Regions from separate parts of the Homo sapiens genome. Here region 1 is linked to region 2. A link is a loop called in an ENCODE intact Hi-C map of the cell type or tissue named here. Cell type or tissue: ascending aorta. All regions are shown on one strand. Links, peaks and the distances in the headings refer to the core of each region. The heading gives the core; the rest is flanking DNA. Region 1 holds the start of IL13RA1 (interleukin 13 receptor subunit alpha 1). Region 2 holds the start of WDR44 (WD repeat domain 44).

Region 1 (5,363 bases), core at 1-5,000, 380 kb before region 2:
AGCCGTCCTGCCCTGCTACCCTGGGAGGTGTCCAGCTAAGGACTCTCGTCTTTTCTGCTGGGCAGAAGCAATGAGTACAGTGGTTAAGGGCATGGCCTCTGGAATCAGGCTGCCAGGGTTGGAAACCTAGCTCTTCCACTTTGCCAGGTATGCGAATTTGGGCAAGGGTCTTGGTCGCACTGTGCCTCAACTTTTTCGTGTACAAAATGGGACTAATAACAGCACCTACAAGTTATATTATTGGTAAAGATTAAATGAAATAGTACAAGTAAAGCAGCTAGAAAACTGCTGGGCATAAATGCTATATACATGCTAGTTATAATTAAGACATGCCACAATGTGGGCCATTGAGTGGGACAGGTTAAACTAAGCTAGTAATCTAATCACTTTTATAAACACTCTGAGGATTAGAGCTGGAGGAGCTCTTAGAATTTATGCAGTTCAACCTCCTCATTTCACAGATGAGAAAACTAACTGCAGCACAAAAGAGAGGAAATGACCAGCCCAGAGTCCCACAGGTGGTAAATATCAGAACCACTAAAACTCAAGTCTCACTGGAAACATCTAATTTTTTCCCACCATACCTCAATGCAATTCTATCAATACTTTTAATGGGGAAAGAAGTTTGTTTTCTAAATAAGCAAGCTAACGACAAACCATTGTGACAGGACTGATGAAGTTGGGAGTTGCCAGTATTCTCTAGATGGCCAGCTGTTGTTTCAGGTGTGTGTGGGAGTGAGTCTGTAGGAGGGAGGGTGCTGGAGTGGCACTGTGAAAATCAGGAGACTAATGAGACGGGTAACTTTAGACAAGTTCCTTCCCTTCTCTGGACTGCAATGTCCCCATATGATTACGGAAATCAGGTGTACCCAACTAAACTAGAGGCCCTTTTGGGGCAAGAATTTTGCTATACACTCTCAGGTTCTAAGTCAACCTAGAGGGCCTGACTCAGTACTAAATAAGGCAGACACCTGAATAATTATTGACTGACAAGCTTCAAGTCTCCCTCAGGTCTCTACTCAAATGCCACCTTTCAGCAACATTTGTTTTCTTCTCGATCCACCCTTTTTACAATGGCAAACCCCTTCCCACCTGCTCTGTTTTTCTCTACTTAACACCCTCAGACATATCATATATTTTACCCCCACCCCCCGATATGTCTGAGGGCAGGCACCTCATCTGTTTTGCTCACTGCTGCATCCTCAGCCCCTAAACACTGCCTGGCAGCATGTATTTTATTGACTGAATCCATAGAGGGCATTAAGGTTTCCTAATCAACATTTCAACTTGGATTTCAAAGCACATTGGTAAAAATGCAATAAGCATATATAAGTGTTTGTGTCAATGTGATAATAAAACCTATACAGTTTGGGGCTTTCATTGTCACCAAAAACGTCCAGAAGGCCATTCCTTCCAGGAGCTGCTCCTAAGGAAGTCATTAACTCCCAATTTTTCACAACTGCCAGGTTGATTAACTAGAAGTTACCAAACAGGGTGAGGGATATACACAACTCTCTGAAGTATCTTTGCAACTTTTCCATAAATCTACAATTACCCTAAAATATAAGGTTTATTAAAGAGAGTGGGGTGGGGGGAGCATCTGCCGGGATGCTATTCTGGATTTCCCAAAGGATTTCTTCGACGCCAGAGGAGGTCATGAGCGTCACGTCCTTTTTCAACAAGGACTGAGATGTTTAGAGGTTCCCTTCAACTTCCACTCGCAAGAGCCACCCTTAGACAGTGAGGATTGGCGCGGCCTCGGGCAAAGAGCCCCGGCGCGTTCTCAGCTCGCCTGGACTTCGGTCGTGGTCCCCGCCGGCTCTGGCGCCTCATTTCCTCCCGGGCTCACAGGCGACATTCCGGGCGCTGACCCACGGCCCTCTGACGCCGTGGGCATGTTTCGGGCCCCCCGCCCCCGCACGCCTGGACGCCAGCCTCCTGGGCTCTTCCCACTACAAGTCGCAGCCCTCTTACTTCGCTGCCGCCACCTCCGCCGCACCCGGAGTTCGGGAAAACCCCGCAGCTCCCGGGTCCCACCTCGAACCGGCCCCAGTACCGGGCCCCAGAGATCCCGCGCGGGAAGCCGCAGCCGCCGAGCGCGGGGCCTCGCGAGGGCAGCCCCCAGCACCCACCCCAGCTTCGGCCCTCCGCCCGGCGTTGACCTCCGGGGCCTTTCAGCCGTGACCCTCACCGCCCTCAGCCCTCCGGCCGCCCCTCGGGCCCCGAGGGTCGCACTCACCCGTAGGCGCGGCGCCCCCGCCCCCGCCCCCGCCGCCGGCGCAGAGCAGCAGCGCCCACAGCCCGCAGAGCCGCGCCGGCCACTCCATGCAGCCTCTCGCCTCGGAGCCCGGCCGGGCTGGAGCCTTGGCAGTCCCCGCCTCCTTCGCTCCCTCTTCCACTTCCCGGCTCCGCCGCCCTGGAGGCTGGGGGCCGGCGCAGACGGGAAGGGCCGCCCCGCCCACCGGCCTCAGGTAACCTGAGCCGGCGAGAGCGGCCGGAGGAGGCGGGGCGGGGCGCCGGCGGCTCTGGCGGCTCTGGCGGCTCCTACGGCTCCCAAGGCTGGACACCTGGCCCACCCGCAGCTCCCGCGTCCGGTCTCTGACCGAACAAAACTTCTTCCACCACGTCGCCGCCCACTCCGGGCGCTGCCTGGGCCTCCTCCCTCCGCGTGGCGGAGCCGGCGTCGCCGCTGCCAGCACACTTGCGGGGCCTCGGAGGTGCTAGGGGCTGTGCCCTGCTGGACACCAGGACAGAGTCATCTGCGGAAAAGAGCCTTGGCCTGGGAGTCTGGAGACCTGGCTTCCAGCCCTTGACCTCTGAGCCCTTGTTTGCTAGCGCTGACTCCAGGGTTAGTAATACCAGCCCTACTTCACTGGGTGGAGTTGGGGACACTGGCAGTACTGTGCTTTGTGAAAAGGACAAAGGGCATATTTGAAAGCTGGCAATACATAATGTTGATTTTAAAAGGAACATTCCAAACATGAGGGAGGATACCATACGTGCATTTTTTAAAGCACACGACAAACTTTCTACATATTTTTCAAAGGGATGGGAGGTGAATCGGAAGAATACACATTGATACTTGGGCGCCTATGAGGGTCAGTGAGGCTGGGAGGAAGGAAAACAAGAGTCCTTAGGCGTTTCCTGTTGCTGCTGTCAAAAATGACCACAAATTTAGTGATTTAACAGTTTTATTTTATTACAGTTCTGGAGGTCAGAAGTGACACTGAGCTTAAATCAAGGTGTGGGCAGAGATGTATTCCTTCTGGATATTCTAGGGGAGAATCTGTGTCTTTGACTTTTCCAGCTTCTAGAGGCTACCCACATTCCTTGGCTTGTTGCGGAACTACTCAGACCTCTGCTTCCCTTGTCGTATCTGACTCTGACCCTCTTACTTCCCCTTTTCCCTTATAAATACCCTTGTGATTAGATTAGGTCCACCAGATAATTCATAATAATCTCCCCATCTCAAAATCCTTGATTTAATCATAACTGAAAAGTCATTTTTGCTATGTAAGTTAACATATTCACAGGTGTTGGGGATCACGATATGGAATCATGGGAGGGGGACATTATTCTATCACCTTCTCCCAAAAAAGAATCATGTCTAGGTGGATGATGAGACCCATAATGAGGTGTATTTTGGCCGAATTAAGCCAATGCATATACCTGAAAACAGTTACAAAAAGTATAGCAATAAAAATGCTGATAATATACCTAGTCTAGACCCCACCCAAAGGGCACAGGGTTGTTTAACCTATTCACAACAAAGGTTCCACTCTTGGAATTAAGGCTCTCAAACTCAATAAATATTTATGAAATTGTTCCAGGAACTGTTGAAGACACTCACCAAAAGCAAGCTCTGCTAACAGAAAGCTGCAGTCAGTCTGAGGGGCAATGATAAGGGCAAGAACAAGGAATTATGGGATACAAAAAGGGTACCTTTTGGGAGGGAAGGAGCAAGGGAAGCTTCCAGGAGGAGGGCCTGCCTGTGCTGAATCTCAGGATGTTGATTCTTTTGGCTAACGGTTCAGAATAAATTCCAGAATCCAGGCATGGTGGCATGCACCTGTAATCCCAGCTATTCTGGAGGCTGAGGTGGAAGGATCACCTGAGCCCAGGAGTTCAAAACCAGCCTGGGTCTGTAACAGAGTGAGACCCCGTTCTCAAAAAAAAAAAAAATAAATCCTGGCTTGCATGTGTTATCGAACAAAATAATGTTTATGAAAACAGTTTGTAAAGTATCAAGGCCTGTAGAACTGAGAGATAGTATCATTATTTCTAAATCCCTCCCACAAATAGGTCAGCCACTGTGTATCCCAAGGCCTTTCCTCCACCACCACGGACATATACACTTGTTGACATTTGCTATAAACATTATACAATAAGTTTATAATAACGTTTCCAAAATGGTTATGTCATCTGCCTTTTAAGGAGTCTTTAGTTGGAACAGGAGCCCCTGGGGACTGGCTGAGTGCCATCATGGGCACTGCTTGGCATAGATTGACCAAGCGCTTAATAAAACAGTAATGGTAGCAAATGATTAGAAAAATAGGGATTGCAGCTTGTCATGAGCTTCCAGAAAAGCCCTGAGAATCTGAACATCGTGAGGAAAAAAAACAAACGGCAGTGTGGAGAGGGGAGAGACCTGATTTCTTTTCACCAAGATAGTTCCGGCCTGCTGGCCTTAAGACTATATTGTTACTTTCCTTTCTTCCCGACCCTGAACATCATGCAACGATTTTTCAAATTTTTGGAAGGGGGTGGAAAGAGTCAGGAATGCTGTTTCTTCAACATAAAACTTGTATTTGTAATCTCCGTGTAGTGTGATTCGAAGAGCGTCTTGGATTGAATCAGGCCACTGCCCTGGTCTGCAGGAAGAATGAAGACAGATAGAAGGCTTTCCAGGAACTGCAGTAGACAAGGAGCTTTCAGTTTGGCTTTGTGTAAATCAAAATCATGATGAGTCAACATCAAGTTTAACCCTTAGAGTCCTGATGACTTGGGTGCGAGACTACCAGTGGCCTTTCTTTCACTTTGGCCCGGGGTGGCTGGAGTTCTGCGCTGCCCTGTGTACCTAGGCCACTCCACTCAACTGTTTTGACCTTTGCCCTTCTCACTAAGTCTTCGTCCATTTCTGTAACTGGAGGCTGAAAAGGGCATATGCAAGAAAATGTCTGGCAGGAAAGAATGATGTCCCTCTTTCCAAAGTCAGGTGTCCTTCCATCCATTTAGAGACACCTTCCTGAGTCCAAAAGGGACACAGACACCAGCATATTCCAAGGGCTTAGCTAAAAGTGCTGGTCCCTTAGACAAAAATCTCACAAAGAGTCCTCTAAGCAAAACCTCACACCACTGCAAAA
Region 2 (5,374 bases), core at 58-5,057:
TTTGTTGACATAGTCTGTGTACTCCCAAACACACAACAGCAAGGAACATTTCTGAAGTGCCCAAATTCAGTCTATTAACCTTAGAAATTGTATAGTTTGCCACTCCAGATCATATGAAGGAACAGAACATATTTCTGATGACCAATATCTAGTAAGGCAATCTGTTTCCACAAATCAAGATTTCTCACTACATTTCTAGGTTATAAGTTGCCCACCCAGATCTCCTCACGGTGTCTTATGCAAATGATACAACCTTCCACAAAGGATAGAGGAAAATGTAAATGATGCTAACCTTTTTCTGCCCTCAGTGCTGCCAGTTCTTTTCAGATGCAATTCTCCAGATTAGTCTATTGTCTTTCCAATCCTCTAATACAGAAAGGAGCCCTGAAATCCACAAACTGACCCTGTAGTTTTATCCATAGAACTCAACACACTTAGTAATTGGGCAGGTTAAAGTTAAAATTAGAAAGCTGAGTTCCAAAAAAACCTTTTTCAGTTTTCACCTAATATCAGAGGATCAAAGTGCTTGAGAAGCTGTATTATCTCATGAGGGAAGAAGTGACTCTATCAATTCTATCAAAATGACTCATCCGGTTTAGATAAGTAAAATAGGTCCAAGTTCTATATATCTCCCAAAATAAGCTTTGTGTAAAGTTAACAAATTTGCCAATGCCAAGAAAGGAAGGAGAAAAGCATGAACATTTTGAATGCTTTCTCTGTGCCCAGGTACTGGACTAGACAGTTTACACAGGTCCTGATATAACTTGCGTCCTTTGAAATTAAACTTATTCAGTGGAAAGAACAATATCCACAGAGTAGTTCTAAACTGATCAGCTCATAAACTGATGATTTCCCTCCCCCACCCCAATACACACACACAAAAGTACCAAAGGACTTGGTGTCTCATTCAATCTGAATTGTCAGTTCATTACTTTGAAGGGAAAACCACACACACAAAAATTAAGTTTCACGGAAGTCCAATACATTTCAAAACCCAAATGTATTTCCTATGCTCTACACCTAGCTCTAAACTTGTCTCAGATATTGAACTTGAAGGAGATTCGGTGTCATCTCAAGATTGGCCACTGCCACCCCAAAATCCCACAACAGTGACATGAAGGTTGGTGGAAAGACAAACATCTGAAATCTACCAACGTACATTGCTTTCTGATTTTATTACTGTAACTTTTTGGTGCATATTGTGTATAAACATACATTAGTTTTTAGAATGACTTCTAGCATGCATGGCTAACTATACTTGCATCACAGCGGGTTATTACTCCCACGGAGTAAGTGTGAGAATTGAAGGCAGTGAACTTCTCGAACCATATTAGTCCTTTATACTAACATCTACATTTTACCAATCCTCAAGTTCTTACAGCATGAAAATATATTTCACTGCCTCTATTTCCACGTACATTCGTAGGGGAGTTCGGCGAAATCGCTTTAAAGCACTACCCCAACTTTGAAAAGTGGAGAAGTGGGTAAGTAAATACAAGTCCTAGTCAAGCGAGCATTCCAACTACTGTACTTCCTATTCAGAATCACCCATATTAATCACCACTAAAACATCTTGCAGAATTAGATAAAGAACACAAAGCTGGGGCTCTCCTTCCAATCACCAGATTACTCAGCACTTGTTTGTCCCTCTGCAGTCAGTTGTGCACATTTCTTCTGTCTGGCCATCCTTTTAGACCGCATTCTGCCTAATAGGGACCGTGTATTCGATTTCCTTTACCTCACGATAAGGTGTTATTTTAATAAAACACTGTTGATCTAGAGTACATTCGCTAGAGGACTTTCTTAAGCAAATACCCAACCTTCCCCCCGCTCCTTTTCGCTGTGTGCAAGAAAAAGAGGACGGCAAATAGGGGAGAGTTACAGCCACCTCTGAAGTGAATAGGTAAGTTAGCGGTAAACGGGAGAATAAAAAACTACAAGTTACATTTCTCCTGTTACTGCTCCTTTAATCTACGGTCCCCGAGGCCAAAACGGATGTTTGAAAGGTAAGCTCAGAACCCCACAGATACAAATCTCCGACTCAGGCACGTAAGCTGTTCCCCCTCACAGAAGGCTGGATCAGAAGAGAAACGGGCTCCGAGACCGACCCTGGGACCGTTCAGTAGGGAAACGGCCGGGAGGCTGCCCGAGGTGGCTGACTCCCCCTTCTCCGAGTCACCCCGCCCTAAGAAGCCCCAGGTCTGGGTTCTGAAGTCCTCCAGTGAGACGGGGAGGAACAGCGGTGGCGGACACAGCGGGACCTGGGAGGGGTGTAGGGGGAAGACACAGGAGATGCGGGGGGCTTGGGATGCCCGGCTTCCTGTCATAGCTGCAGTCACTTACCCCACGGGGTAGCCGCCCCCTAGGTGCACATCTTCAGGGGCATCATAGAATTCCTCGGTGTCGCTTTCCGACGCCATTTATAGGACACACCCGCGGGTGAGGGGGCCGGCGCCGCCTGGAGGAAGGGTGACTCTTGTCTCCTCCTCGTCGACCTCCACCCGGGCGAGACTGGGGAAGTGGGTCTCGGGCGAGGCTGAGGGAGCAGACGATCTGTAGCGAGGAGACTGTTAAGGAAAGGGGGCCGCCCTCAGTTGCCGGGCTTCGGGAATGACCGGCAAAGCGGCCGCCTGAAGAGGCGGCGGTTGGTCCAGGGAATGTTGCTGCCACCGCTCCCAGTGATAGGTGTATAAGGAGCGCGAAAGAGGCGGTGGCTCCTCGCAGTAAGGGAAGAAGGGCGCGCCGGCTACAGCGGCTCCAGTTTCTCCCGCAGCAGCAATTTACAGCAGCTGGAAGAGCTAGTTGCCCGCAAAATACCGACGCGCACCTACCCTCGCGAGATTTCGGAGGGGCGGTAATACGTGGGCGGGGCGAAGAGGTGGCGGGGGCGGTTCCAGAGAGGCAGCGCTCCGATTACTTCGGCCCGAGAAGCCTATCAAAACGGCGCAAGCGCGTTGAGGGCGTTCGGTGAGGGCCGGAAGTAGCCGAGAAGGGAGGGGGTGAGCCTCCCGAAGGGAGGAGTCTAGGACCTGCGCAGGAGCAGCGTGGTGCCCTGGCTCTGAGAGCGCGCGGCCGACGTAGGTGGGGTCAGGCAGAAAGTCTTACTCCCTAACTCTGCAGTTCCAAAGAGACGCGTTTTGAGAGGGGTGATTTTGAGTCGGTCTTTTACTTGTAAAGAAATACTCTCGGGAAACGTTGGTGTGGACATTTTGGCGTATATTTACGATGTCTTACTATCCAAGCCCGGAATGTCCCACCCTAGGGCGTCGGCAGGTCCACCACCTCTGGCGTTACGAGAATAACTCGCCCTTATTCACTACGAGATCTCTAATTGAGATCCCTAGATATGATCCTGCCGGCCAGAGGGTGGGGTCCTTGAGATATACACGGGGAGTGTGCCAGTTCCATGGTGTAATGATGGATTTATTGCTGGAGCTGAGCCAGTATTAGGCCTCCGGTTACTTTTTCTCCGCACATGTCTGTCGCTGCCAACACAGTGTGAGAGAAGTTCTTACATACTGCCCAAGATGTGCGTCAGCTAAATGGTAAATATTTATTGAGCAGATATCATTGCAAGCCTACGAGCTAATGGCTTAATTCTGATCCTCAACTGCCCAGCGTCCGGTGATAAAAATAGAAAGGTACTTTTTAAAAAACCGAGATGTTCCTTCTTAAACCACGGGTCATTGACCATCAAGGTGATAACATTGACTTTCAGTATGATCACACAGCATATTTATTTCTCCAACTGACATCATGATAGGCATTTTGAGCTGTTCGTGCAGCCTCAATTAGTATTCAAGAAAAGGCTGGATTGGAGCCAGGGGTATGGTCTCAGAGAAACTGGAAAGGGGCTCTAGACTTTGTCAAGCAATCAGGGCAAGGTCTGCTGTGGTCTAGTGGACTTGGGTAAAAACCAAATGTCATATACTGTATATTCTATAATACCCCAGGGAGTTTAGGGAAAACACTGCGTAATCAAATATATTAATATTTTTGCAGCAAGATATATGATTGTTCATACGGGATAAATAAATACAAGTAAATAGCCTCATTCAGTTTGAGTCAGACGCTTCTGCCAAATAAGTTTAAGATAGATCTATTTGACTGTCAAATAAATTACTAAAAAAAAAAAAAAACAGAAACTTGGTTTCCAGAGCTTTTGAAGTTTCAGAATTGGAGACAAGGGATTTGTGGATCCTTGTGAGGGTATGACTTTTGTCAAACCTAAAAATTATTAGGTTTTATGTGTCTTAAACATGTTAATTAACTTCCTAGGTATAAAAATGTAACTCAAAGTACTAACTTTTAAAAACGTTTTGCTCACTAAGATAGGTTTTTTTGTTTTCTTTTTGGATTATGGAAAGATACCAGATATAAGGTAGGGAAATATATATTTATGGAAAGATGTTAACTACCTGAATGTATTCTCTTCCTAGATATCTAATAGTGAATTTATGGCTTCCAAAGAAAAAAAAGTTAGTTTTCTCTATATGATAGAGGTGTTAGTTCCAGGCGCGGTGGCTCACGCCCGTAATCCCTGCACTTTGGGAGGCCGAGGCAGGCGGATTTCTTGAGCTCAAGAGTTTCAGACCAGCCTGGGCAACATGGTGAAACCCTGTCTCTACAAAAAATTCAAAATTTAACTGGGTGTGGTGGCATGTGCCTATGGTCTCAACTACTGTGGAGGCTGAGGTGGGAGAATCGCTTGAGCCCAGGAGGTTGAGGCTACAGTGAGCTGAGATAGCACCACTACACTCCAGACTGGGCAGCAGAGCCACACCCTGTCTCTCACACACACACACAAAAAACAACAGCAACAACAAAAACAAAATGCCGTGTGTGGAAACCAGTCGCTCAGTTCAGTAAACATATACAATTTGGTGTCATGAAGCGTTCTAGATGCTGAGGACAATTGACAGATTAAAAAGACAACTAGATCCGGCGCGGTGGCTCACACCTGTAATCCTAACACTTTGGAAGGCCGAGGTGCGCAGATCACTTGAGGTCAGGAGTTCGAGACCAGTCTGGCCAACATGGCAAAATCCTGTCTCTACTAAAAATACAAAAGTTAGGGGGGCGTGGTGGCACTTGCCTGTTGTCCCAGCTACTCGGGAGGCTGAGGTAGGAGAATTGCTTGAACCTGGGAGGCGGAGGTTGCAGTGAGCTGAGATCCCGCCGCTGCATTCCAGCCTGGGCGACAGAGGGAGACTCTGTCTCAAAAACAACAACAACAACAACAACAAAAACAAAACAGAAAAAGACAACTTAAGTTTCTGCCTACAAAAAGCTAATAATCTAGCAGTGGAGACAAATACGGAGTCCTAGTTTGGTGCTCTGTTTTTTTTCAATATACCATATCAGCTCTCTTGGA

Evidence for each region. Hi-C counts contacts between places; a loop is a spot of excess contacts. Peaks named below come from ENCODE experiments on the same cell type or tissue, not always from the same donor. Only the 100,000 strongest peaks of a DNase experiment are listed, where the experiment ranks them.
Region 1: a loop joins it to region 2, with 5 times the contacts of the local background. A loop is called at or near these places in 4 of 110 quality-filtered maps.

Annotation. Positions count from the first base shown.
Region 1 is chrX:118,724,603-118,729,965 of GRCh38, reverse strand. It overlaps IL13RA1 (interleukin 13 receptor subunit alpha 1), which reads right to left and starts at 2,360. Exons shown (of 11, transcript NM_001560.3): 1 at 2,240-2,360. The coding sequence starts at 2,327. RefSeq lists a silencer at 2,322-2,751. In ascending aorta, for the core only: no CTCF peak of the experiment used is centred there; DNase peaks (open chromatin) are centred at 1,885 and 2,465; H3K4me3 peaks cover 3,010 bases; H3K27ac peaks cover 4,751 bases.
Region 2 is chrX:118,343,550-118,348,923 of GRCh38, reverse strand. WDR44 (WD repeat domain 44) reads right to left here and starts at 2,818. Exons shown (of 20, transcript NM_019045.5): 1 at 2,344-2,818. The coding sequence starts at 2,420. RefSeq lists enhancers at 53-647, 2,143-2,686, 3,228-3,277, 3,468-3,587. In ascending aorta, for the core only: no CTCF peak of the experiment used is centred there; DNase peaks (open chromatin) are centred at 2,863 and 3,323; H3K4me3 peaks cover 3,674 bases; H3K27ac peaks cover 2,639 bases.